7 separate regions of the Homo sapiens genome follow, and regions 1, 2, 3, 5, 6 and 7 are each linked to region 4. Evidence: chromatin loops called from intact Hi-C (ENCODE). Cell type or tissue: GM12878. All regions are shown on one strand.

Region 1 (4,000 bases), 1.5 Mb after region 4:
GACATACAGTATGTGACAATTACTCAAGTGACTTAAGTGATTTCCTATACAGACCACAGTGCCACTTTTCTTACATATATGTAAGGGAGCCACCTACTGTCAAAACAGGATATTACAGCTACAAATTCTCCCACTGCCCACCCCCAACTATACAACTGCATAAACTTAGCTGCAATAATTTAGATGAGAATTTTGCAGAATTCAAGAAACTGACGTAAAATAATTTTGGGGGTGGGAAGGAATAATCCACACTTCCCTGTGTCCTTTACAAGTTGGAAAATATTCATTAAGCACTTACCTGTTACGCATTGCAAGTCTCAAAGAGAATCCTGGTATGCTGGAATTAGTAAGGCAGTTTGTAGTAACAAATGCCCCTGCCAATTTCCTTCTTAGTATTTTTGGTAATGCTATTTCTTCCTGAACGTGTCTTTGCCTGTCTCAAGCTTACCTAGCCTGCAAACTCAGCTAAGTCTTACCTCCCCCATGAAGACTCTGCATATCTCCAGCCTGTTGCAGCCTCTCCTGCTTGGATCTCTGTTGCTTTGCTTCATCCCGGAGGCACACTCCTGTGGGCACTTCCTCATACATACACTGCTTCATGGTGATAGATAGCAATAGTTAGCATTTACCATATGTCAACACTGTTGGACCATTTTCCTTCTATTCACTTATTTAATTATCATATTAACTCAATGAGGTGATTACTGTTATAATCCCCATTTTTAAAAAGAAGAAACTGAGGCCTAGAGAGATTTAAAAAAAAACTTGCTCAAGGTCCTTAAGGTTATTAAACAGTAGTGTCAAGATTTAAACCCACGTATCTGCATTTCCAACTTACTTGTAAGCACTTGGTGGACGAGAACTATGTTCTAAAATTCTTTTGAAGTTCCCACATTGCCTAGCCTAGTGCTATGATCTTAGGGACTGATGTCCATAGTTTTACTACAGTTTACTAATTTTCCAGGAAATCAGAAGACCCGAGGAAGAAGGTAGTTTCCCCCCCATTAATCAGGCTGATAAAAAAGAAGTTTGGCAAGGTACTATAGCAATAATAGGGAACTTGTGTTAACCATGTACTATAAGCCTGGCACTGTGCTAAGCATTTTTATATATTATTTAATTCTTACAAGAAGCCTTTTCAGAGAAGTACTATTATATATATCTTATAGATGAGAACGCTAAACACAGAGAGGTGAAGTAACTTGCCTAAGGTCCCACAGATTCTAGCCTATGTCTAACCTATATGCTATCATCTTGCACCTACTGTGTAAGAATACTTATTTACAGCCGGGCACGGTGGCTCACGCCTGTAATCCCAGCACTTTGGGAGGCCGAGGTGGGCAGATCACCTGAGGTCAGGAGTTCGAGACCAGCCTGACCAACATGGAGAAACCCAGTCTTTACTAAAAATACAAAATTAGCCAGGCGTGGTGGTGCATGCCTGTAATCCCAGCTACTCAGGAGGCTGAGGCAGGAGAATCACCTGAAGCCGGGAGGTGGAGGTTGCGGTGAGCTGAGATCGCGCCATTGCACTCCAGCCTGGGCAACAAGAACAAAAGTCCGTCACAAACAAACAAACAAACAAACAGCTTATTTACAAGGGGATTTAGAAATTGCAGTGAATACACCATGAGGAAGATGGCCTTCTCTCATAGAACAATGACTCCTAATTTTGTAGGATTGGTACAGGAGGGCGAAGGTTCACAGAAGGATTGCATATTCTCAACTATTGATGTCTCTTTCCCTTGGGGATCTCATGAGTTACTGCTGCCATCACAGAACTGACCTCATGGGGGCAATGCTCCCAAACCCACAGCAACCCTGAGGCAAGGCTGGAACATTTACTAACGTCCAGGGTAATAGGACAAGTACATAACATAGAGCACCACAATCTGGTTACAAGATGTGGCTCGCTCTCCAAGGCTTGAACAAAATAAATTTTTTGACCCTCCTTCCTGCAGTGGCTCCATTCTTATGTTTGTGACAGAAGAGCAATCACCTGGCACCTTTCTCTTCAAAGTCAAGCCCCTAGAGAGCCGGGTGCAGGAGGAGGTGGAAGTTTCCAGTGGTGTGAGAATTTCTATTTCCTTTATCAAGGCCTGGAACTTGTACATATGATGGACATTGTAGATGACCACTCTCTTGGGTAGATGCCTTCCCCTTCAGCTACTAGCTCCAGGAATGAGACCTGCTCCTAAGCCTTGCTCCTTGCTATGGTCTGAATGTTTGCGTCTTCCCAAAATGCACATGTTGAAACCTAATCCCCAAGGTGATGGTTTTAGGAAGTAGGGTCTTTGGGAGATGATTAGGTCAGGACGGCTGAGCCTTCATGAATGGGATTGGTACCCTTATAAAAGAGACCCCAGGCTGGGCACAGTGGCTCACACTTGTAATCCCAGCACTTTGGGAGGCTGAGGCAGGGGGATCACTTGAGGTCAGGAGTTCAAGACCAGCCTGGCCAACATGGTGAAACCCTGTCTCTACTAAAAAATACAAAAATTAGCTGGACGTGGTGGTGGGTGCCTGTAGTCCCAGCTACTTGGGAGGCTGAGGCAGGAGAATCCCTTGAACCCAGGGGGTAGAGGTTGCAGTGAGCCGAGATCATGCCACTGCACTCCAGCCTGGGTGACAGAGTGAGACTCCATCTCCAAATAAATAAATAAAAGAGGCCCCAGAGCTGTCTTGCCCCTTCTACCATGTGAAGACACAGCAAGAAGAAGCCATCTATGAATCAGAAAGTGGGCCCTCATCAGACACCAAATCGGTGCCTCGATCTTAAACTTCTCCAGAACTGTAAGAAATACATTTCTGTTCTTTATAAGCTACTCAGTTTATGTTACTTTGTTATAGCAGCTGAAACAGATTAAGACATACCTCAAATGGACACCATAATGTCTAACTAGTCCATATAACATATTTACATGTACAATAATAGGTACAAGTAATAGCTGTCCGCAAACCAACTCCTTTGGTCAGGGTATCGAGAGATGAAAGGAATCACTGCACCCAGATGTCTAAGAGTTCAAAAGAAGCCAATAAGATGAAGGGGCTCTCACTAGGCGCTCATCCTGACAATGCCATATGCATGTGCACATGGGCCTGTGAGTGTGGATGAGAAAGGTGGTACACGCATTTTTGTTTCAAGATACTGCCTTTTGGGGTGCTAGTGACTGGGAGATCACTGGGAAGACTGCATGTGGAGACAAAGTGGAGGACAGTGCCTTCGGGATCACTTCTGCTGGTGCTGCCTCCAAACCTGTCTGCCTACTGGTGCCAAGAGCCTGACTACCTTGCGGAGACCCAGACCCATGCTTGTAGGAGCTCAAAGGCTATTCACTGATGTATATTAAGTGCTTGATTGATGTTTTTATTTTTATTTTAAAAAATAAACTATTTCTTTATCAGGCAACAATGCTTTACCTAGAAATTTCTTTTCTGGAGCTTGCCTTGGGTATCAGTTTGGTCTTTGCCCTCTACTGAACCCTCAGCTCAGCTAGCCTTAAAATATAAAGATTCTTACATGCTCCAGCAATTTCTTCTGATATGGCACACACCAAAAGTAGAAGACATTGTAGGGTCAGTGGTCATTGGTGAGAAGAGATGAAACAGTTTGTTCCACTTGAAAAATATTTCCTTTCTGATCACTTAAATGTGCCAATCATAAACATGGATATCAGTGATATCTCCAAATAGAGTAACATTCCATAAACCAGCCCCTGCCTGTTTCTGTATGGCTTGCAAGCTAAGGATGATTTTTTAAAATTATTAAATAGTTAAACAAAATTGAAAGAACAATAATATTTTATGAAATGTGAAAGTTACATGAAATCCAAATTTCAAAATCTATAATAAAGTTTTATTGGAACACAGTCATGCTCCTTCCTGTATGTATCATCTCAGGCTGCCTTTGCTCTATAATGGCAGAATTGAGTAGTTTTGACAAAGACTGTGTGGCCCACAAACCCTAAAATACTTCCTATTTGTCCTTTACAGAAAAAGT
Region 2 (4,000 bases), 380 kb after region 4:
TTTTATTTATTTTTGTAAAGATAATACATGCACACGATAAAAAATATAAAAAGGAATAAATATTATTTGGTGAAAATTGTGCTCCTAGTATTCCTGTCCCAAAGCCACTCATTTCCCCTTCTCAGAGCAATCACTGTTATCAGTTCTCTTTTGAAGCCCTGCAGTGCTGTTCTATGCCTGAAAACCTGTTCTATTCTGGGTAGAATTCTTCTCACATTGTTTTCTCTTGCTTTTTTCACTTAATAATATATCTTGGAAAGTGTTCCTTATCAGTTTGTAAAACTGCCTCATTCTTTGTTATTATTATTATTATTATTATTTGGTTTCGTTCTTTTAAATGACTGCCTAGCTTTCCATTATATGGAAATACAAAATATATTTAATGTACTTCCAGTGGAAATTCAGCTGTTTTTTTTCCTACTCTGGCATTTACAAACAATGTTGGAATGAATAACCTTGTAATTATATCACTTTGCATACATGTATATTTATCTGTGGGATACATTTCTAGAAAGGGACTTGCTAGGTCCATTGCTGATTTCAGTTTTGACACTTATAGTCCAATTGTTCTCCAGAGAGGTTGTGCCATTTATAGTTCACCAGTAAGGTGGGACCCAAATCCCCACACTCTTGCCATCGTGGCGAGTCATTAAACTTTCTCTTCCTTGCCAATATGATAGGTGAAAACTGGTATCTCAGGGTAGTTTTAACTTTGCATTTTTCTTATTATAAGGGAGATTGAGTATGTTTTCCAGTCTTCAAGGGGATTTAATTTTTTTCTGTGAACTATGTGTTAGTATCCTATGCCCATTAGAAAGTTTGGAGTATTCATTCTTTTCAAGATTGATTCCTGAGACCTCTTTGTATGTTACAGAGTTTTTCCTTTTGTCTCAGATAAAGTCTTTTAAATAGCTACATAATATTATATATGAGCTATGCTTATTATTAGATATTCCTTTTTTTTTCCCTGGGAATTGTTTACCAGGACAAATAATGTTGCAAAAATATCCTGGTATATACATATGAACTCGTACTTTTATTTTTGTAGGGTATATTTCCCAAAGTGGAATTGCTTGTTCTAGAAATATATGTATTTTAATATTAATAGATACTGTCAGATTACTTTTTCAAAATTCTGACATAATCACATTCCCACCCTTAGTGGAAGGAAGTGCCTGTTCCCCTGCATCCCAGTCAGCACTAACTGTTATTGCTCTCTTACATTTTGAAGTGGTAAATGGTGTCTTCTTGTGGTTTTACTTTGTATTTATCTGACCACCAGTGATGCTGAGCATCTTTTAATATGTTTATCGGCTATTTGCATTTTCTCTTCTGTGAGTTGCTTGTTCATATCCCCTGCCTGTTTTTTCCTCCTGGATTTTTGGGTTGTTTTCTATCAATTTGTAGGGACTTTTTTTGTGTACAGTCAGTGTTCTGTATCCTCGGGTTCCACATCTGCAGATGCAACCAACCATGATTAGAAAGTATTCCAAAAACTAAAAAAGAAAAAAATGACAAGACAAGAATAAAAAAAATCTAAATAAAAAACAATAGAGTATAACAACTATTTACACAGCATTTACATTATATTAGGTATTAGAAGTAATCAACAGATGATTTAAAGTATACAAGAGGATGTATGTAGGTTATATGCAAATACTATGCTATTTTATAGAAGGGACTTCAGCAATCCTTGGGAACCTGGAACTAATCCCCCACAGATACTGAGGGAGAATATATTAGCAATATTAAAGTTTTATTTGTAATGAATATTTTTCCAATCTCTTATTTGTTTCTGTACTTTGTTTATAACTTTTCCTAAATGAATTTGAATTTTTTTGCTGTCAAATATATCTTTTCATGTATGGTTTCTGAGCTTCCTGGCTTTATTAAAGAGTTCTTCTCCACTCTTTCTGTAAAGGGCCAAATAGTAAGTATGTCAGGTTTTATGGACCATGTCGTCTCTGTCCCACCTATTCACTTCTACCATTATAGCTTGAAAGCCACCAGAGACAAAAGAAATGAATGAGGCTGTGTTTCAAGAAAACCTTACTTATAAAAGCAAGTGGTGGGCTGGGCGTGGTGGCTCATGCCTGTAATTCCAGCATTTTGGGAGGCCAAGGCAGGTGGATTACTTGAGGTCAGAAGTTGAGAGCAGCCTGGCCAACATGGTGAAACTCCTTCTCTACTAAAAATACAAAAATTAGCTGAGTGTGGTGGCACGTGCCTGTAATCCCAGCTATTCAGCAGGCTGAGGCAGGAGAATAACTTAAACCCAGGAGGCAGAGGTTACAGTGAGCTGAGACCACACCACTGCACTCCAGCCTGGGCAACAGAGCAAAACTCCGTCTCAAAAAAAAGCAAGCGGTGTCCTGCTGGTTGTAGTTTGTTGACCCTTGTGTTGAAGTGAAAGTCAAATGATGAAATCCTTTGTTCAAATCCTCTGAAGTTTCTCTATCTCACTTAGATGAGTACAAGCCAAAATTATACCCCATTTCACCCTCACTACCTCTCTGACTTCATCTTCTACAGCTCTCCCCTTGGTCAATCTGCTTTAACTGCCATAGCCTCTCTTTGTTCCTTGTACCCACCAGACAAACCCCAAGCCAGGCTCTCTCTCTCTCTTTGCACTTATTTTTCCCACTGCTTAGGATGCTCTTTCCCCAGATATTTGGGTAAATATTTTCCTTATTTTCTTCTGGATTTAGCTCAAATTTCAGCATATCAGGATGTCCTTCCCCAGCCACCTATTTAAAATTTAACCCCCTGTTCTGCCACATACTTTCTGTTCCTCTTTCCTGTTTTTTTCTTTTTAACTCCCCACTAATACTGTATAGTTTACTTACTTATAATGTTGATCATTTCCTCTCTTAAAATATAAGTTTCACAGGGGCAAGAATTTTCATCTGTTTTGTGTCCTCAGCACTTAGAAGAGTGTTTGGCATATAGTAATTTTTGTTGAATAATTGAATATACATAATAGAGAGGGAGAACTGAAGATACATATATATATAGAGAGAGGGAGAGAGAGAGAAGCAGGGGGTGATATCAGGAGGAAGGTCCTTGAGAATGAGAGATAACCAGCTTTTAGGGGAGCAGGGACACTTCTTCATTGGAGTAAGAGATAAAAGGGGTGCCTGGGCAGTTTCGTCTATACCAGGGCTTCTCAGCCTTGGCACTATTGACATTCTGGGCTAGATAGTCCTTTGTAGTTGGGGGCTGTCTGTTGTAGGATATTTAGCAGCATGCCTGGCTAAGATATCCCAGTAGTAGCCACCTCCTCCAGTTGTGACAATCAAAAATGTCTCTAGACATTGCTGGATGTCCCCTGGGGAGAACAATTTCCCTTGGTTGAGAACCACTGGTTTCTTTATTTAGACTGTGAAGGGGGACTTTTTAGTGATGACTCTTATTCCCTCAATTACGTATAAGATGCGGTCTTCAGATGAGAGTTTGGGGGGAAGGAGTAAGAGGTTTGAAGAAAGAGAAGCTATGTAGTGGTGGCCTCAGAGTGGGAAAAGGCAATGGTGAATAAGAAATAGGCTTGCCTCCTTCCTGGCCCTGAGGAACATGAAGTGGGGTGAAAAATAGCCTCTTTGTCAGAGGGCTGCAGGGGAGGCATGCTTGGTGGACAACCATTCAGAAATTAGGTTTCTGATCACAGACTAAGAGTTTTACAGAGCTCAGGGAAAACATTGGGGAGGGAGGGGTGTTGGATGGGATTAGGCTTGTTCAGTATAGTGTGGGGGCTGAGAGATCCATATAACTGCTAATGGGAAGCCTTGGGTTTCTGAAGGGGACTGATATACAGTAGGCTGGGACTAGTCCTGAGAGCCTGATGGAAGGTTGGGAAGCTATCAGATCAGTGTCATAGTCCTGAGTACTTTACTTGAATGTGCAGTAAGCCTCCTGGAGGAGAGGTGGCCAGCCCTTCCATGCTTTCATTACTAATGAGGATGGAATTATTGTTTCTGTTTCCATTTCAAATCGGTCACTGCTA
Region 3 (4,000 bases), 630 kb after region 4:
TATTTTTTTCCTGAGACAGGGTCTCACTATGTTGCCCAGGCTGGAGTGCAGTGGCACAATCTTGGCTCACTGCAGCTTCAACCTCCCAGGCTCAGGTGATCATCCTTCAGCCTCTGGAGTAGCTGGTGCTTAGGTGTGCACCATCATGACCAGCTAATTTTTATAATTTTTGCCAAGACAGTTTTTTGTCATCTTGCCCAGGCTGGTCTCGAACTCCTGGGCTCAAGCAATCCACCCACCTTGACCTGCCAAAATGCTAGGATGACAGGCATGAGCCACAGAGCCAAGTCTTTTTATATATTAGTATAGTACTTCATGTTCCCTTTTCTGTGAAATACCTTTTTTTTGCCCACTCTACTATCTGTTTATCTCATATATATGTATGTGCATATATATATGGGCATTCTTTATATATTCTATATTCTTGTCTTTTGTTATACACAGCGATGTTGAGCTGCAATGTATTGGTAGTGTTGTGATGTGATAGTGGTTTATTGTTGGCATCCTTTTTTTTTGAGACAGTCTCACTCTATCACCCAGGCTGGAGTGAAGTAGCACAATCTCGGCTCACTGCAACCTCTGCTATCTAGGTTCAACCCATTCTCCTGCCTCAGCCTCCCCCAAGTAGCCTCAGCCTCCCCCGAGTAGTAGTACAGGCATATGTCACCACACCTGGCTAATTTCCATATTTTTAGTAGAGATGGGGTTTCATGTTGGCCAGGATGGTCTCGAACTGCTGACCTCAAGTGATCCGCCCACCTTGGCCTCCCAAAGTGCTGGGATGACAGGTGTGAGCCAGTGAGTCTGACCATTGGCATCTATTTTAATTAGTGATGCCTACACTACACTTGTTATTAAATATTTTGAATAACATCTTTATTTATATGTGCTGCAAATACTTTCTTCCAGTTGGTGCTTATCTCTTCACTCCCCTGTTTGGTGTCTTTCTAGGAAAAGAAGTTCTTAATTTTAATGGAGTCAAACTTATGAATCTTTTCCTATTAGGGTTGCATATTTTTTGTAACTTGGTGAAGAAATCTTTTCATACACTGAAATTTCAAAATTTCATAAACATTTTATCCTGTATTTTTTCCAAAATTTTTAAAGTTTTGTCGTTCACATGAAAGTCCTTGGTTCATTTGGAATTTATTTTTCTCTATGTTGTGAGGTAGAGATATGTTTTCAACTTTTTCTCTGTACAGCTGCTCCTTAACTTATGATGGGGTTACATCCAAATAAACCCATTGTAAGTGGAAAATATTGAAAGTGAAAAATGCATTTAGTACCCTGATAAACCCATCATAAAGCTGAAAAAAGCCAGGGACCATCTGTAGTTAACAGATGGTTCTAGCCCTATCCTCAAAGACGTCCAAGTTGCACCTAACTCCCCTTCTCCCTGCATTAGCTTTCTTTCTACCAATGTTCAGAAGGGCCCTGCCCACTGTCTCTATCGCTATTTCCGACTGATGTTGCTACAGCCTTTAGTGCTCATTTCCATTGATTTATTTTCATTTTCACCCTGCTTCTCTCCTATCTATACTACTTACTTCTGGGCTCACATCTAAAGATCTACCTTTTAGAGACATTGGCCACTGGTCAGGAAATTCCTCCTTTTACTATGCAGTGTTTTTGTAATATTTAGGCCTTTGGTTCTTGAATTGGTCATTTATCTCTAAGCATCCAGGAACTTTTCATTTACATTCTTCTCTCTCCTGACTGCTTTTGGAAGGCTGGTCTCCAGAAAGTGGTGGTGTCATTATGGTCTCCTGCAAGATTTGAAGGAGAGACCTAACACATAATCCAACACCCCTGCTCTTCTGAGTGATTGACAGGATACAAATGGGCCTGAAGAGGCGAGCATTCTTTTCACTGTGACCCCCTAAGTATCTGCCACCAACTGAGAGATGGCAGGCCCAGCAGCAGATGCCAAGATCCAGTGACTGTGGCCAGGTGATGTAGCATAGTAGACAAGAGTACTGATTTGTTTATGGCAAGTGAAGTTTACTTCCCAAATTAGGTAGATAGTGACAATGTAACTTCTTCCTGAAATGGTCAGTATCTCCTATCCTGGCCAATTTACTATCTAGAAAGATCAGAGCTGGCCAGCAGGTAAAGGACTAATCTTCTGGGCAGAGGCTGATGAGTGGAATGTTCTCAGCAAAACCAGTAGGAGGCAGCCAGTCCTAGGGGATCCAGCTGAAAGCCTCAAGAGACAGCCTTCATCAGAAGGCAGGACAAAATGCCACAGGAGTTTGACCACAGACTACAAGAAGTCAGTTTTCTTCAAGGGACAAGGCAGCAGGGATCTAGGACTATATCTCAGAGACAGGAGTCTCTTCCCCAGAAAACGTGAGAAACAAGTCAAAGTTGAGCAGCTAGCTGTGCCTGCTAATCAACTCCTTCCATGAGAAATGAAAGTTCTCATGGCTTCTCTCTCCTGCTAGCTCACATGTTGTTGCATATTTTCTAGAAACATATGTTGCCCCTATGAGATTCACATTTATGTAGTGGTTTCCTCATAAGAGTAAAAGAACACAATTATAAAAACAGCTCCCTCTGGTACTTTACTCATGTACTCTGCCCCCACTCCCACAAAAAGCCAAGATCAGAAGGATTAAATGGTTTCAATTGCTCTGGAAATGATTACACTGACCAAATTATTTAAGTTTCACGATCTAAGCTTCAAGACTTGCCCAGAACACATACTCTGATTGATATTATACAACGATTTATTTTATCATGTGTTAATTCAACAATCCTTTAATGGGCGTCTTTCCCATGCTAAACAATGTACCAGGACTTGAAAAGGAAGACAAACATTGGGTGTACGAAATGGGAGCAAAAAGTCTTCCCAACACTGGTCATTTAGGGGTTGTACAGCATTTGAAGAAACAAAGGCAATTTTTATGTGACAGGGGAACTCCCTCAGAGCCACAGGAAGACTGATAAAATAAAAAAAATCTCTTTACTCTCTGTGGGCTACTATATATAAAAGGTTGTCAGGCCAACTTTATAAAACTCAAAGACCCACAAAAGCTGCATTACAGAGTCATGAATTCATTTTTGAAAATGCTAAGATGAACAGATAAACCAGTGAATTATACGAAAGTCACTTACTGTTATACATAACATTATAAAGAGGAGAATTTCTTTTCTAAATCTTTGAATGACTTGCAGAGTATAGCCACCAGCCCTCTGCACGTGGAATTGTGCTGCACCTTGAGAATGTTTGTTCAAATAGAGGCAGGACAAAATGTGAACTTCACAGGTAGCCGTGAAATGCTCTCCCTTTCCCAGCACACTATCTGCTTCATCCCCAGCTCTCACTTTTACTGGCTAGAGTGTTTAACATTGTTCAAGAAAAAGTGCTCTCTTATTTGTAAGACATAATGTACTACTGACCGAATGGTCCTGCTTTTTAAAGACAAAGTACTTGTCTGTTTGAACATGTTTAGTTTTGGATGCATGCCATTCAATATTCAGCTTGGAGTTAATAAGTGTTGGGGCACAGTGTCCGTGACTGAACATTTACATAATGGATATTATGTCCTTTTGGCTCAGTAATCATCTAATAACTTAATATTAAATAATGATTTCCAGGCTGCTGAGCACATGGTGAGTATCCATCCTTCATATTCAGGGCTTAATATTCTCCTAGCTTTTTTCCACGCTTGAGACCCAATAATATGCCTCATGGGACAATAAAACATCAGGATTGACATAGTGCATTGAAGAGACAAATGTTCACGGAGTAATTGTGCAGCTCTTGTACACTGATAGAAGAAGAATCTTGCCTTCTTATTATGGCTTCTTCTAAACTATCAAAACATTACCCAAAAAAGCCCCTCTTCCTGCTGTTATGTCTTATATTATTATTGGTCCCGTCAGAGGGTGACATTCTTGTGAGACTAATAATAATAACTATTTTTAATAGTTAATGACTAGTCCACATTTGTAAAATAAATTGTCTTTAAGAGGACATTGTTACAGTTGTAGAAAG
Region 4 (4,000 bases):
TCTTTCTTCTTTATGTTTCTAGTTTCTTCAAATGTGTGGTGATCCTTGGTTGGCTGTGCATTTGAAACGAGGCAGAGAAGCTGCTTGGAAGCTCCATGAATGTGGGCTGGGTTTGTCAATTTCTGACCTTTGCTTTATGATAAGCAGTTGTGCTTAGGTGCTCTTCCCTCACTACCCATTTGGTTCAGTTTCTTTTACTTTCTTTCTTTTTTTTTTCTGTTCACCCTCCCACCCTGTTTCAGTTTCTTTAGAGAAGAGCTCTCTGATTTTTCTTTTCTTTTGCTTGAGGAATAACCTGTGTGTTGTGTGTATGAGTTGTGAGAATTTAATTGTTGTACATAGCTAAAAATAACCAATCCCTCCTTTTCAGTCCATATGTCACTGTAGTCATCCTGTGCACTTGATGTTTCTGGGTCTGGATCTTCTTTGGGGTTTTGTAAAATAGGCACCTCCATCTGTGAATCCTGCTACCTCTGTGCATGCTTCTCAGCACTTTTCAGTACTTCTCCGTCTATTTCTTGTCAACCAGAAATTTATTGAAATAGTGCATCTGCTGATGCTCTTTTCTCCTTCCCTTCATTATCTTCATTGTTATAGCCATTTCTAATAAATTACCCTAAAATTACCCCAAAATATAACAGTTTAAAATTCAAATATTTACTGTCTCATCGTTTCTTGGGAGCAGTGTGGTTGGGTGAGTCTTTTTTGTTTTTCTTAAATCCATAGCCTCAAGCATTTATCCCTTGTTACAAGCAATCCAATGATACTCTAAGTTATTTTGGAAAGTACAGTTAAGTTATTGTTGACTATAGTCACCCTATTGTGCTATCAAATAGTAGGTCTTATTCATTTATTCTTTTTTTTTGTACCTATTAAGCTGGGTGATTATGGTTCAATGTCGTCTATCAGATTGCAGTCAAGCTGTTGGCCAGGGCTGTTGTCATTTCAAGGGTCCACTTCCAAGCTCATGTGTATGGTTGATGGCAGGCCTCAGTTCCTCAGCTGGCTGTTGGCATGAGACCTCCATTTCTTACCAGTGGGGAGGAAAAACTTTCCTGTACCCACTTAGGTTCAATAGTTAGGGGCCTACAAATTAAACTGACAAAACATAGATTAGCAAGAGAAAAAACAAAGTTTATATGTGTATGGAAGCACATAAAAGAAGTGGCTTACAAGATGGTTGAAGTTAGTATTCCTAACTTAATGGGACTATGCCTAAAGTTTGTATTCCTAACTTAATGTCTCAAGTTTGTATGTCTAATTTAATGGTGGAAAGGGAAGGTGGAGAATAGGCTTCAGTGTAAGAAAAAAAATGGAATTCTTTAGGAAGGATAAGTGGATTTTTAGAGGAACAAATAGGAGGTAAGAAATGTTTGTTTTTATGGGGGGGAATGGTCTTTTCCATCTTCTTCGTGGCCATAAACTCCTGGAGAGGGGATTTATGATAGTTTTACTCTCAGTCTTCTTTCTGGGAGTGAAGCCACCTAGAAGAAAGGATTTATGGTAGCTTAATTCCCGGAAGTTTCTGCTTTTAGTCAGATAAGGAAAGCTCTGAACAGCCACCTTTCTGCATTTGTTGACTCTCAAATGTCTTCTGGTTAAAATAATCTTCATACCAGCTCTGGGGTTCCGAGTGGGTTCTCACAGCTGCCTGAGTGTCCTCACCATATGGCAGCCAGCTTTACTTATAGCAAATGATCTAAGAGAACACCCAAGATAAAAGTAGTAGTCTGTTTATAATCTAATCTAATCTAGCCCAAGAGGTGACATACAATCCACTTCTGCCATATTCTATTTGTTGTAACATATAAGTCTAGCCCAAACTTAAAGGAGGGGAATTAAGCTCCATCTCTTGAGGTTAAGAGTGTCAAATAATTTTGTGGACTTTCAGGACATATTTTTCAGGACCATATAGCTTTATACTTAAAAAAAAAAAAACTCTGCTATTATTTCAGTAGTGTCTTGGGAAGAATCATTCTATTGTATGGAACATTCCATTGTATAAGTGCATCATACTTTGAAAATTTCTGTGTGGTTGTAAATTTAGCTTGTTTTGAAAGTTTTGCTTTTATAAGAATACCATGATAATATTATTCTAAATAACTTTTTTGAATGAGTAATTATTCATCTGATAGCTTATTATAGGAGTTTATTGCTATGGTCTGTATACTCTAGAATACATTTATGGAAATATGCATACATTTTCTTTGGAGCAAAATCCTCCAGTATATTTATTATTGTAGCAGTTTTTGTAGTAAAAACTACAAACAGCATTTTCTGAAATAATTAATGTATTTTAATGATTTATTGAATAGATCTGAACAATTGTCACTTTTGATTTCATTTTGGGATCTTATGACTTCGCTAGATGGCAGCAGAGGACCAGGTTTAATTCAGACTGCTTTTGTGAAGCAGTAGAATTCTAATGGTATCCAGTGCATTGGACATCTATTTTATAATACAACCCAGAATATTAGCTGGGGATTATTAAGAATTTAGTAAGGATTAGTGGGATCATATATACAGCATTACTGAAAGCATAGCCATTTTGACAATGTTGGTATGTTCTTTTGTGCATTGCATCTGAATTATTATATTTGCAAATGACCTTAAAGTGCCATTTTGGACCTTTTTTGGTAAAAACAATGTAGCCGTATTAAAGTCCCTAGAAGTGTTTTTTCTGTATCAGGAAACTGAGACATTCTTAAGTTGAAATCTCAGAAGGGAAGAATGATATGAAGATTCTCTTTTATCCCATTTGGATTTTTTTTTTTTTTTTTGCTCTTAATTGTGTTGGGAGCAAAGGAGTCTAATAGAAAAACATGATGTTGGAATGTAGCTCTTTTATTTATAGGCAGTGAAATTTATGTTCATAGGATAGAAAAGTTATTTGACTTGTATGTGGTATATGAGGAACAGTAATTTTTATATATGTGCCCTAATGATATATTTTGGGGAAAAAATTCTATAACCATATGTTTTAAAATCATATATAGGATTTTTATTTTCTGGAGGAACTACATTTGGTTTTTGCATGTTTGATGGTAATTTGCTTCTCAAAAGGCAGTAACATGTGAACTAGGTAAAGAAATCAGAAAATGAGCAATTCTGACAGTGCTTTTAAATTGTGAAGTCTGATTTGAAGATTATATAGGTGGCCCATCTTAGTATAGTATCACTCTGGCTTTCAGCCCAGATTTAATGTTGCTGCTATTTTTGCTGGCAGGTGAGCTTCCTTGGACTCATTTTATTTTAGTAACATTTTTGAATTTAGAAATTTAATTTTTAAAATACTTTTGCATGGGCAGAAAACTAAATTTTGTCTCCCTATGAATTATCTAGAATGGCATTTAGGTCTTTTACATCTTATGTCAGCCTGATAGAATGTAAACTACTGGCTAGAGTTGCAGGATATAATATATAACTAGAACAAATCAAATTGCTGCATAAATTACAGCCTTTAAGCAGCTGAACTTTGAGACTGCTCTATGATGTGGCCTTGGTAGTTGCCTTAATGTTATGAGTCCATAATATATTTATTTTTATAGTCTCAGTAGTATTAGCTGTTGAAATTGGTGCTTCTAGGATTTCTCCTGGTACTTTTATGTGAACTTGAACAAAGACTAGTAGCAACCAGTTAATTTCTAATAGTTTGATTCATTAAGAATTACTTACTAGTGTTAAAAGGAAAATAAAAATGGAGGTCACAGTTTAGATAGATCCCAAGGCCAACTGCCTATAACCCTGTAACCCAAACTCAAGTCATTCTGATTCCCCTGAAACACTATCTCTACTTATAAAAGAACCACAAAGCATGAGGTTTACATCTTTGCCAGCATGATTCAGTGAAATTAAACCAATCAGCTATAGACAAATATAAACAGCTCCACTTGCATTAGAATAATGTTAGTGTCTAATGGCCAGTCACGAAAAAGGTCAAAATACTTTCTCCTTTATAAACTGCTATAACTCCTGTGAGGAAGCTTCTTATGACTTGAAG
Region 5 (4,000 bases), 940 kb after region 4:
GTCCTCTGCACTCTGAGTAAAATCCATACTCTGCATTATAAAAAGTCTCAGGTATTTTCTACCACTTTAGCTTTAGTCTGGCAAAGACCAAAGGCAGGGATGGTCCATTTCCACTTAGAACTTCACCTGTAGCTGGATGCATTATTCCTAAATGATTTGTGGAAATTTGGGTTTTAGTCTGTGATGAGACTGTAAGAACCTAGTTCATTGCAAAGGCTTCATTTAGATGTTCACCATCTTTGCCAACTTGGAAATGAGGTCTACCCCACCACTGGGAAGTTTCCAGAACATGAAGATCTTAGAGGTGATCTTGTCAACATCCCACCCAACTCAGCCAATAAGCACATATTGAAATTGTGACCAAAAATTTGCCCATTTACACAAGAGGAAGAGAACCTATTTTCCCCAAACTAACATTCCATAGTTTCTTATTACTTACCCCAAGAGACTCCCACAATCTTTAGAATCAAAATGGTGCTTCCTTCTAGGGTAGATCTTTTGTTTTAGTTCTCTCTCTCTTTTATCTAACAGTTTCTCTCCAGTTGATAGGCCTTCATTTATTTGACAGTCAGTGATTAAGCCATTCTTTGTCTTTCTTTTCTCTAGAAAAGATACAGATTCTGTTCATCCTAAGTATGTACAGGGCCTTTAAAAATCACTCTTGTGGGCCGGGCGCAGTGGCTCACACCTGTAATCCCAGCACTTTGGGAGGCCAAGGTGGGTGGATCACCTGAAGTCAGGAGTTCGAGACCAGCCTGGCCAACATGGTGAAACCCTGTCTCTACTAAAAATGCAAAAAATTAGCTGGGTGTGGTGGTGCACCCCTGTAATCCCAACTGCTCAGGAGGTGGAGACAGGAGAATCGCTTGAACCCAGGAGGCGGAGGTTGCAGTGAGCCGAGATTGCACCATTGCAGTCCAGCCTGGGCGACAGAGTGAGACTTTGTCAAAAAAAAAAAAAAAAAAAAGCACTCTTGTGTATTCCTTTTCCCTAAGAGAGCCATATCTAAACTAGTCCAGATCTAAAACAATGCCAACATTTTCTGGGGGTAACTCACCAGGAATGAACACTTCTCAGTGCTAAAAAGCCTTTTCTATTTTCTTGCTCTAGGTAAAGCTCTTTTCCTCTTCTACTCTGGAAACAGGGAGTAACTGAGCATTGTTCTCTGTAAAAATAACCCTTCATATATTATATATATTCTTTTTTCAAAGTGGCTAAATTACCCTCAAAGTATTGCTTTCTATAAAAGCCCCACAGTATATCCAGCTAAAAGAGGAAGGTTAAATAGAATGTGTGAGCATAGTGATTATTTTAACAATTAGAAATTATTCTGATTTATAAATGCCCTTTCCTTATATATGGTTGCAAATGGTCCTTTTTTCCTTCATCTTCCTGTCTTAGCTTCCCCACCATCAAAACCATCATCCCAAAACCTAACTATTCTGCCTAGAGTGTTGATTATCAAGTTAAATTGTTGGTTTTTCCATATAACCTATCTCTCATCCTCCTACTGACTTCACTACAGTGGGTTGTTTGTTTTCCTGAAGACTGGGCCTTGTGCACCTTCGTGTACTTAAGCCATGCAAAGGGAAGAGAACCTACTCCATATATAGTCACTGGTTGGAAACACAAATGAACAGATGAATGAATCAGAAACACCTGCATACAACCTCTAGATTAGTCAAAAATGCCTAAATAACACCACTGGATTGTGTTCAACCCAACCAGATAATAACTATTTTAACAGCTACCAGTGTTAAGCTCCCCAACCAGGCTTGTTGCTTTACCTATGATATGTCCTTCAGCTTACAACCCCCCTGTGAGGTAAGGGGTTAAGGGAGAGGATTAGCAGAGGTTGAAAGACTGACTGTAATGTCCCCATCCTTTAGTGTCACCCTGATCTTGCCCTCCTCCCTGCCTCCCTGTCTTTAATCATTGAGGTCCTGCAGTCCATGAAGATTTCTGTAGTCCTCATGGGCAGCATTCAATCCGCCAACACTGAGGAAATCAGCCAGCTGGCCTTGCACGAAATCCTTCCTCTCCCATCTCTTTGTCCTGGGCCACAGGAGTGTGTAGTCTGGTTCCCATGTGCCACCTGCTGGTCTCCTGAGTCACTGCTTCCGAAGTGCCTGAGTAGTGCCGAGTAGTGGCTGAAGAAAGGGAAGGAGCGGCCTTTTCACAGCATGTGCACGAAGTGACCCAGATGCCTAGACTGGGGTGTGAATTAGTTCATTCTGACTGCACGTCAGCAGTGGAGACTAGGAACCTGAGGCACTGGGGAAAGAGGTCTCTGCCCAAAGCCATAATCTGTGTTTAGGAATTCTTAGTCAAAGCATTCTTTAGGCATGCAATCTGCCGAACATCCAAAAACAAATGTTTAAAACAGAAAACAAAAGTCTCTGTGCTCATATCATAATAAATACGTGTACAAGATGAATGGGTCAGATAAAACAAGAAAGGGTTATTCGGGTATTTGGTAAACCTATGGCAGTCTCTCTGGAATAAAATAAAGAGAGGAGGGAGGCAGGAAGAGAAGGAAGGAAGGAGAGAAAAATATACACCTTCACCAGAAAAATATTGCTTAATGTACATGTAATTATTCCTAAAAACTCTCCAGCTGAAAATGTTCAGGATTTCTTTTTTTTACTTGAACTAGCCTTTTGGAAATTTATACAAAATAATAAAAATCATTGATTACAAGCTTATTAAAAATTAGATGCAGTCACAGAGATATAAGGTGGGTGCTTATAGAGATAGCAGTATTGATTCGCTAGCAACAGCTCTTCGCTCATAGCTATGATCCAATGAGCTTCTCTGGTGGTTTCCCAAGGGTGAATTATGGCCTCAGTCAGTTGGGTTTCTGGGCAAACATTTACATGAATGATTCTGTACAGAGGCTCTCATGTCTCCTCCCATATATTCTTCATCTAGATCACTAAATAACACTTCTGAATTTCCAGAGACATGTACCTTTGCCTTCTGCTTTAAGAGGTCTTTATTTCAGCTGGGTGTGGTGGTTCATGTCTGTAATCCCAGCACTTTGGGAGGCTGAGGCGGGCGGATCACGAGGTCAGGAGATCGAGACAATCCTGGCCAACGTGGTGAAACCCTGTCTCTACTAAAAATACAAAAATTAGCTGGGCGTGGTGGCACATGCCTATAATCCCAGCTACTTGGGAGGCTGAGGCAGGAGAATCGCTTGAACCAGGAAGTCAGAGGTTGCAGTGAGCCCAGATCGTGCCACTGCACTCCAGCCTGGTGACAGAGCGAGACTCTGTCTCAAAAAAAAAAAAGTCTTTATTTCTCACACACGTTACCTTTGTGTAAAATAGTTTCCCTCCTAAATATCTTCCCCTGCTCTGTTTTCTTCAGCCTGAGGCTCAAAAATTTTTACACGGAAGCCATGTCAATGAATGATTACAGAATTCTTTTCATTTCTTCCTCAAAGGCCAGAAGAATACTGAGGAAGACAATCCCTCCCCATCGTCCTTTTGCCTGAGCTTCTGCTTAAATGCAGGTCTGAGCAAAGTTGAAAACCATGGGCCCTCAGGCAGAGACCTCATAAGCGCTGTATTTAAGGATCTGAACAGGAAATAAAGATTTTGACTTTTTTCTTGGCATTGTGCTTGGCCCTCTGGTTTCTCCTAAGGGCAAGCCCATTTCCTCTGTATCTCGGAGTCTGTTTTGTTTTGTTTTTTATATTATTTTTATTATTTTTTGGGACAGAGTCTTGCTCTATTTCCCAGGCTGGAGTGCAGTGGTGCGATCTCAGCTCACTGCAACCTCCGCCTCCTGGGTTCAAGGGGTTCTCATGCCTCAGCCTCCCAAGTAGCTGGAATTACAGGCTTGCACCACCATGCCCAGCTAATTTTTGTATTTTTAGTAGAGACGGGGTTTCACCATGTTCACCAGGCTGGTCTCGAACTCCTGACCTCAGATGAGCCACCCGCCTCAGCCTTCCAAAGTGCTGGGATTACAGGCCACTGCACCCAACCGGATT
Region 6 (4,000 bases), 1.0 Mb after region 4:
GGCACCGTGTGACTACAGAGAGACCACTGCCCTCAGAAATTTTACCGTCTACTGATAACAACAACCACAGCTACAGATATTTGATGGGAAATTGTAAGAATAATCTTATGCCTCCTTCAAGTCCCAACTAAATTAGCACCTCTTCCGTGTTAAGTGTCAGCCCTTCCATCCAAGTGCCATCCCAGCAATGAACCTTCCTGGAGTCCCCCAGTCAGGATTGAATCTCATCCTCTTTCATACTCCCACAACATTTTAACTGTAGAAAACATAACACTGTCCAAGTGATTAATTTTACTTTCTCTCATTGGAACATAAGCTCTGTAAAGACAGGACCTCATCTAGCTGACCCTAATGTTTGCTGCAGTACTCACCAAAGCACCTTGCAGAGAGTCAATAATATATCTTTGTTGAGTTGCATTGACATTGTGCTGAGTGCTTAGTGGGCAGGCAATGATTGTTGATTGATTATGAAGTGGTGAACAATGCCTGTAAAAGACCTCTTCACAGAAGGCCCTGTAGCATAAAGTATTAGGTTGAACTCTGTAAAATGGCCATTTTTATAAGCCAAATTGTTCAAATATTGACAATTTCACACGAGCCAATTCAACATAAGAAAAATAACCTGGCGGGGCATGGTGGCTCATGCCTGTAATCCCAGCACTTTGGGAGGCCAAGGTGGGAGGATCACCTGAGATCAGGAGTTTGAGACCAGCCTGACCAAGATGGAGAAACCCCGTCTCTACTAAAAATACAAAAAGTAGCCAGGTGTGGTGGTGGGCACTTGTAATCCCAGCTACTCAGGAGTCTGAGGCAGGAGAATCACTTGAACCTGGGAGGCAGAGGGTGCAGTGAGCCAAGATCATGCCACTGCACTCCAGCCTAGGTGACAGAACGAGACTCTGTCTCAACAAAAAAAAAAAGAAAAGAAAAGAAAAATAATCTAACCGGAATAGCCAATAAACCCTGGAAAGTGTTCCCTTGGAAGGTTTTGAAATCTCCCTTCTTGGATATCTTTTATAATCTTCCTACAGCTCTTAATATTAGGTTGGTATAAAGTAATGGCAAAATCTGCAATTACTTTTGCACCAATCCAATACTGTTTTTTTGAAATATCTAAAAAGTTCAAATTTTAAACTATAAACCTTCAAATAGCCCAAAGCCCAAATAACAGAGATGAAACTTGATTCTGACGACTTTGGTGAGCCATGAGACTCTAGGGTCATGAGAACGGGGCCAATTGCCAACAGGCCACCAGAAGAGAAAGTGGTTTACCTAGCTGAGTATCTCCCATTCTTGGCCAAAAAGGAGGCTGAGACACTCTGGGGCCTGAAAAATTGGAATTTCTATGTGCAGTAAATCCTTCTGTTCCCTGGCACCCTTTAGCAGATTGATCTGCCTGTATATTGATGTTTTGGGTGCCATCCTGACCTTTGGAAAGGATGTCAATAGTTGGGGGTTAGTCCAATAGATGAGAGTGTTCTGGAACTGGCAGCTTTCTTTTGTGTGACTGGAGCCTCTGGAACTGGAGGCAGCAAAGGTAGCTGACAATGTAATTTATCTACATTTCACCTGGAAACAGTAACATGTCTTTGAGCTCCCTGGAGACCCTAGTCTGGAAAAAGGCCCAAGATACCTGTCAGACCAAACAATGCCTATCATATTTTATTACATGGCATGAAACGTAAGACTTTATGCTCCATTAGCAGAAGGTTTCATTTTCACTCCAGGAAGGTAGTTCAACATTACAACATCTTATCTTGTTCTTTCTTGTGTTTTTAATATAAACGGCCTTAAAATTTCCCACTTCATCCCCTACACCCACTGCCCCAGGCATCTAGAAGCTATATTATCAGATTTTACAGTCTGAGATAATGTGTCATTGTGAGATTCCCAATATATACGTGGTGTGTATTTTTTAAAAAAAATAAAACTACGGCCTGATAAAAAGAAGAAGTTTGCTCTCTAGTGGCTGACTTATAAAAGGCTCTGAAAACCACACAATAGGTTATCTTAGAAAAGGAGGACGTCTAACAGCGATATCTATGTAACAAGGTCTGAGTAATCATTTTGTTTTTATTGATTTTTTAAATTTTCTTTACACTGAAAAACTACATGATAGCAACTATTTGTGGATAGCTTTTCCTATTAAAAAATTTTATATCATTAAGCTAATTTCAATTCTAAATTCTGAGAGCAGCAATTAGGTTTCTGGTGTTATATTAGCCTACCGTACCTTTAGAAAGCTCTATGGATTGGTTTAATACTGTATCATTAATGTCTATTACAGACACATTGCTAAATAATATAATATCATTAGAGCTTTTTAAGCCATTTTTAGCTCTTTGCAGAAAGATTATATAAATTCAGAGAGAAACAGTATAATTATGAATATGATCCTAATTAATATCATTTTATTATTCCTTTTTCTACAGAAACTAAATTTATAAAATTTTACTATGATATGAATTATAAAGCAAGGAAAAGATTTATCCTGGGTGCTTTTCTTTTTAGCTCCCCCTTCCCCACTCTGTTTTACTTTCCCATTTTATTCTCCCACAAATCCATTCCTTTCTCCCCAAGTCTATACTATTTTTTTCACTCTCTTCAGTATCCTTCATCAGATAGTAGAAAACTGACAACATCACTGGTCCCTGAAGTTCCAGCCTTTGTTTCAAAAAAAAAAAAAAGAAGAAGAGGTTACCTAGGAAGTTTTCTACCTCCTGCACAGTAACAAATACTTTAAGGAATTTTCAGATCCATAAATATTTTTATTCTTACTTTATCTGTGGGAAAGAAACCATATAGCATAAAAGAGGCTTGAGCTTTTCAGGAGGTCAGTACTACAGCGGAAATAATGCACTAAAGAATGCAAAGAAGAGGGTTTTATGGGCTCAGGGACGCGGACATGGGGCAGTGCAAAAGGTTATTAAGAAAGGGAGTGATGCAATCTGATTTACATTTTTGAAAATTATTCTGGATGCTGTGTGGAGGAAGTACCATAACAAGCACAACAGTAGAAACAGGGAAACTTCTTTGGAAATGACTGTAGTCTTACAGGCAATAAAATATAGTTGCATGGACAAGGGTGATAACAGTAGTATTGTAAAAAGGGAATGGGGCCAGGTGCGGCAGCTCAAGCTTGTAGTCTCAGCACTTTGGGAGGCTGAAGCAGGTGGATCACTTGAGCCCAGGAGTTCAAGACCAGCCTGGGCAACAGAGAGAAACCCCATCTCGACAAAACACAAAAAAATTATCCAGGCATGGTGGTGGGCCCCTGTAGTCCCAGATACTCAGGAGGCTGAGGCAGGAGGATTGCTCAAGCCCAGGAGGTGGAGGTTGCAGGGAGCCAAGATCTCGCCACTGCACTCCAGCCTGGGTGATGGGAGTGAAACTCTGTCTCAAAAATAAATAAATAAAGGAATGAATTTCCAATTTATTTTAGAAGTATAAATGGTAACAGATTAGAGGTGGGCATGGAGTGTGACTTTTGACTGAGCTACTAAGTGGATGCAATACCACTTACCGGAATTAGAAAGGCTGTGAGGAAGGCATGTTGGGAGGGGGTGGCAGTGAGAATAATTTCTGTTTGTGTTGCTCATGGCTCAGTTTGCTATGTCTATTCAGGAGAAGATGTCAGGAGACATCTGCACAAACAAGATCTCTTCTTGTTAGAAATCTGGAGATTAGGGGAGAGGTTAGGGCTATTGATTTATACTTAGAAGTCTTCAAGGCCAGGTGCAGTGAATCAGGCCTGTAATCTCAGCACTTTGGGAGGCCAAAGTGGGAAGATCACCTGAGCCCTGGAGTTTGAGGCTGCAGTGAGCTGTGATAGCGTCACTGCACTCTAGCCTGGGTGACAGAGAGAGACCCTGTCTCAAAAGAAGAGGAAGAGGAGGAGGAGGAAGAAGGAGGAGGAGGAGGAGGAGGGAGGAGGAGGAAGAAGGAGGAGGAGGAGGAGGGAGGAGGAGGAAGAAGGAGGAGGAGGAGGAAGAAGGAGGAG
Region 7 (4,000 bases), 700 kb after region 4:
CAGTTGAGTGAAAAAGAATCTCTTTTCCAACACCAACTTGTAGTTCTTGAGAAGCACGCAGAAGTGGTGCAGGAGTTTCTTTCAGTTGCTCGCATCGCTGGTGGAGCAACTCACGAGCAGGCATTTCAGACCTTACGCTGTGGATGGCAGAGCCCCAGCCCAGTCTGCAGGCTTACTGACACTTACCCTTTAGACTGGGAGTGAAGAAGCAGATTCCCATCTAGTAATGCAGAGCCACTGAAAAACAAAATGCTTCAAGGGAGAGCCAATAACAGCTGTCGAAACTCTAAAGCAATGCTCCGAATTAGAATGAAATCGTGTAGTCATAATATCATTCCTAAAATGTCCTTAATCAGTGAGCGTTCCAGCCCTGTAGTGTGAGCATCACACTGAAAATACCAAAGAAAACGTGAGGACCAAACTTGGACCGAACCCCCAAAACTCTAAAAGAGAGTGATGTCGCTTTCCAAACCAGGAAATCATGACTCATCATCCCCAACAGACCACCCATTTGGGGAGTGGGAGAGAAGCACGACAAACCATGGCAAGTTAAAAAAAATAAAATAAAACCAAAAACATCTTGAAGTAGAGCTCCTTTTGGATCCACAGCTATCTCACCAAAGCAGACATGTTTCCTTGATGCTCTATGGCCAGTAGAACTCTTAACACTTTGGCAGGCATAAATTGAGATCTTTCTTTGAAGTTGAAATATGCAGCCTTAACTGTGCTCTCATCCTCTACATTTCACTGAGTGAATAACCTAAATTACACAGAACGGCAGTAAATTGGCTCATCATAGCCCTGTTCTAATTTTAAAAGGATAAGGATCTGAAAAACCAGGCAGCCTAGCACTGAAGGGACTACTGAAGCCTGTTCAGGGGCTGCCGGGGCATTTCCTCAGAAGGTCATGGATTCAAATTCAACCTGGGTTTGTGGTGACCAAGAGCCATTCAGCACTTCATGTTAAATTTATGAATGCTCTCAACATAATGTTCCTAATAGGGAGGCTGACAGCTTGCATTTGTCATTCTTGCTGACTGTCTCAGGAGTACAGTGGATGGCCAACCACATGTGGAAACTAAATCATTTCCTCCCACATAAAGGTGATCCTTGCAAAATGTGAACTCCAAGGTACCGAAGAGCATCTTTCCCTCGCACCATCTGCTGTCTGATCTCTGCCCCTCTTCCAGTTGCCCCAATCCAAGGAAAAAGTACAGCAGCTCTCCTGTCTGTCAGTCTAATACCTTGACGAAAATTTAAAGATGCACATGAAGGCCCACAAGAACAGTATTTGCCAAGGAACATAACTCTCTTGTTTTTGACACAGCATTCACTTGTGGTGATAAAATGCCAGGTCATAAGTCAAATTTTGACTCCATTACTGATTATTATCCTTGAGCTCTAAATGGAAAGTCAGTACAATTCAGCTGTCAGGCTCCAGGTTTCCCCCAACCCTGAACAACAGAATAACAAACTAAACAGTTATCTCGGCTGGAGTCACTACTAGATGAGATTCCGAGTGATTGGCTCTGGCCACAGGTCACACTGGCCCATCAACGATCTTAGGTTTCTGCTTGGAATTTCATAGAATTCAGTGAAGAAACCCAACGTCAATCAGAAGATATTTGGGATGACTTAGAGACACAATAATCAGATTGTTCCTCTTTATGAAAAAGCAAAAGCTGGTGTGGCTGAGTTGAGATACAAGATTTCCATGGAATACCTTTCACAGGTTGATGCTGACCACCACGAAGGTATAGATCAACATGTGGGAAAGTGCTCCTTATAGAAGGAGCACCACCAGGGTGTGTCAGTGTTGTTTAGCTGAGTGATGTTGAACAGCTCTGCCACTCCAACAGCTCACGCCCTCCAGCTACAGGGGAGGGTGGTAGCACCCAAGTGAAATCCTGTGGCCTGAAAGCATTCTAGGAGTCCAGCTCCCCCAGGTTTCTTGTGACTGAAGATGTCCTTATCACAGTCAGAGGAAGCGCTGCCTTGATCCTTTCTTTTAATTACTAGCAGTCATTTGAAACTGAGCTGCCAGGTGGAGGAGAGACTTTGAAGTTATTGTCATCTGGCCTCTTGGGAAATCAGAGTCTGCGAGGTCATAAGGAGAGAAAATTTTTGCAAATATTTCCTACTGCCAGGGGTGTGAGGTGAAGGGAAAATCTAACAACCACGACCCCTAAAAGAAAAAAGCAACAGATGTTGAAGCCTCCTCCCTTTGAATCTTGCGCTGGAGCTGTCTCTGCCATGGAGGTGGGCTAAAAATGCCTGTGAGTAGAGCCTTCCCCAAGCAGCAGGGTTAAGGCTCAGCACTAATCCCACATCTACTATCTATCTCCCAGTCATTCTTCCATCTATCGATGGGTCCATCAGAACTTTATTGATAACCTTTTCTAACCACCCACCTAGTAGGACTTAATCATTTCAGCGGTGGACTCTCTCTCTCAATGGAGTCAAATGGTCATTTGCTTGACGGAAATACTTCTAGTCTAAAGCAGTCTAGGGGGATTTTCAAAAACTGCACTAGTGCTCTGCGGGAAGCCTTTGTACGATTTGGCCTGACGTTTCCAAAACGGTTTTACAGCCTTCCCTCCTCCAGGACCTTGAACTCAACAATCTTCCTTCTTTCCCTGAGAGGCTCGCTTTCACAGATTCTCACCACGTAGTTCAAATATAGGGTCCAGATATAGTACGGTTGCTGTTGGGGTCTGATCAGGGGCGGGAAGACCTGGAGGTCGGTAAAACGGAGCGGTGCGGGATGATGTCTGGGAACACCGGCAAGGTGTCATAAAATGAACGCCAAGGCGGCCACAAGAGGACGGCCGGGAACCGAACCCAGCGCCCAGCACGGGGCCCTTGTGGCCGACGTGACGTGGCTCCGTCAGGTGGAAACCGTGCGATCCTCTCCCGATCCAACTCACGAGAGATAAAGATGTCTAAATAACCACGACCGCCGCCGCACACCCTGCAGGGCCCCGGGGGCGGAGGGGAGGGGAGCGCCTCCTCGGCAGAAGCGGCGGCCCAGGCTTGTTTGGAGGTTCGCAATTCACCATGATAAATGTAAAGACCAATTAAGGTTTGATCCGTGCACACAGGAGGCAGACGGCGGCTGATAGTGGAAACAATTAACGAGCATGTCCCCTAATTCCTGCCGCGGCTGCTGAGCACACCGCGGCTCCCCAGGCGCCCGCCGCTGCCGCCCCCGAGTCCCAGAGCCCCCAGTCCGGCCCTGGAGTGGGGCGTCCTCCTCCAGCGAAAAGGTGCGAGGAGCGGGGCCCCGGGTGGCCGGGGAGGGGGCGCGCCGGGCCGGGAGGCGCGGAGCCAGCCGCCTACGGAGCCCAACTGTTTGCATCGGGGACCGGCGGGCGGGGCGCGCCCGAGTGGTCTCGCCGGGAAAGGGCGGCGGGCGCTGGAGAAGGCGCCTGGCGCGAAGCTGGGCGGCGCCCCGAGGGCGGAGGACAGGTGGCCGCGCGACCGCAGCCAGGTAGCGAACGGCTCGGGGGCTGCGCAGCGCGGTCCCAAAGCTCAGCCCGGCCCCGGGCCCAGCTCGCTGCCGCCTGCCACGGGAGCGGCCTTGCGCGGAGGGAGGGGGCGCGAGACCGCACCCCCGGGCCCGGCGCGCCTCGGCCTCTGGGCTCCCGCTCCCCTTCCCCTTCCGGCTCAGCCCGCTGCCCCAGACGTGACCCCCGCGGAAGGTGTTGGCGATGCGCGCTGCCCGGGAGCGTGTGATTAATGGCCCCGAGGTCGTGGGCGGCGCATGCACCAGCCCCTTCTTGGCCTGGTCAGGGTGTGAGGGTATCCGGGAGCACAGCGAGGTCATGGCAGCGGGGGCCTCCGGGAGCGCGGCGGCGGAGGAGGAGGAGGAAGAGGAGAAGTAGGTGACGCGGGCCGAAGAGGCTTGTCCCCTCTGGCCCCAGGGCTGGCGCCGCGGCGGGTCCCCCGCCCCAAGCAAAGTTTGGGGCTACGGGCGCTGCGCTCAGGTCCCTCCCCGCGC

Evidence for each region. Hi-C counts contacts between places; a loop is a spot of excess contacts. Peaks named below come from ENCODE experiments on the same cell type or tissue, not always from the same donor. Only the 100,000 strongest peaks of a DNase experiment are listed, where the experiment ranks them.
Region 1: a loop joins it to region 4, with 5 times the contacts of the local background. A loop is called at or near these places in 35 of 110 quality-filtered maps.
Region 2: a loop joins it to region 4, with 12 times the contacts of the local background. A loop is called at or near these places in 9 of 110 quality-filtered maps.
Region 3: it touches region 4 in a loop (7-fold over the local background); 4 of 110 quality-filtered maps call a loop at or near these places.
Region 5: a loop joins it to region 4, with 11 times the contacts of the local background. A loop is called at or near these places in 79 of 110 quality-filtered maps.
Region 6: it touches region 4 in a loop (7-fold over the local background); 23 of 110 quality-filtered maps call a loop at or near these places.
Region 7: a loop joins it to region 4, with 4 times the contacts of the local background. A loop is called at or near these places in 5 of 110 quality-filtered maps.

The regions. Positions count from the first base shown.
Region 1 is chr6:87,389,319-87,393,318 of GRCh38, reverse strand. No RefSeq gene overlaps it. Among named protein-coding and RNA genes, the nearest start is that of LINC01590, 5.8 kb to the left of the region's middle. In GM12878, CTCF peaks have their summits at 92 (motif pointing left) and 1,789; a DNase peak (open chromatin) is centred at 58.
Region 2 is chr6:88,493,288-88,497,287 of GRCh38, reverse strand. No RefSeq gene overlaps it. Among named protein-coding and RNA genes, the nearest start is that of CNR1, 330 kb to the right of the region's middle. In GM12878, no CTCF peak of the experiment used is centred here; DNase peaks (open chromatin) are centred at 2,457, 2,737, 3,347, 3,990 and 1 weaker place; H3K4me3 peaks cover 787 bases; H3K27ac peaks cover 2,543 bases.
Region 3 is chr6:88,236,453-88,240,452 of GRCh38, reverse strand. No RefSeq gene overlaps it. Among named protein-coding and RNA genes, the nearest start is that of CNR1, 72 kb to the right of the region's middle. In GM12878, a CTCF peak has its summit at 2,163 (motif pointing right); a DNase peak (open chromatin) is centred at 2,172.
Region 4 is chr6:88,869,292-88,873,291 of GRCh38, reverse strand. All of the region lies in intron 8 of RNGTT (RNA guanylyltransferase and 5'-phosphatase), which reads left to right. Among named protein-coding and RNA genes, the nearest start is that of RNGTT, 92 kb to the left of the region's middle. In GM12878, a CTCF peak has its summit at 2,376; a DNase peak (open chromatin) is centred at 2,401; H3K27ac peaks cover 534 bases.
Region 5 is chr6:87,928,083-87,932,082 of GRCh38, reverse strand. LOC105377882 (a long non-coding RNA gene) reads right to left here and starts at 642. Exons shown (of 3, transcript XR_001744246.1): 1 at 440-642. In GM12878, a CTCF peak has its summit at 2,094 (motif pointing left); a DNase peak (open chromatin) is centred at 2,102; H3K27ac peaks cover 752 bases.
Region 6 is chr6:87,830,099-87,834,098 of GRCh38, reverse strand. The region is part of intron 2 of LOC101928911 (a long non-coding RNA gene); the gene reads right to left. Among named protein-coding and RNA genes, the nearest start is that of AKIRIN2, 130 kb to the right of the region's middle. In GM12878, a CTCF peak has its summit at 1,967; a DNase peak (open chromatin) is centred at 1,838; H3K4me3 peaks cover 500 bases; H3K27ac peaks cover 893 bases.
Region 7 is chr6:88,166,456-88,170,455 of GRCh38, reverse strand. It overlaps a transcript of CNR1 not described here. Among named protein-coding and RNA genes, the nearest start is that of CNR1, 2.1 kb to the right of the region's middle. RefSeq lists silencers at 2,983-3,182, 3,253-3,692, 3,753-4,000. In GM12878, a CTCF peak has its summit at 1,869; no DNase peak of the experiment used is centred here; H3K4me3 peaks cover 1,160 bases.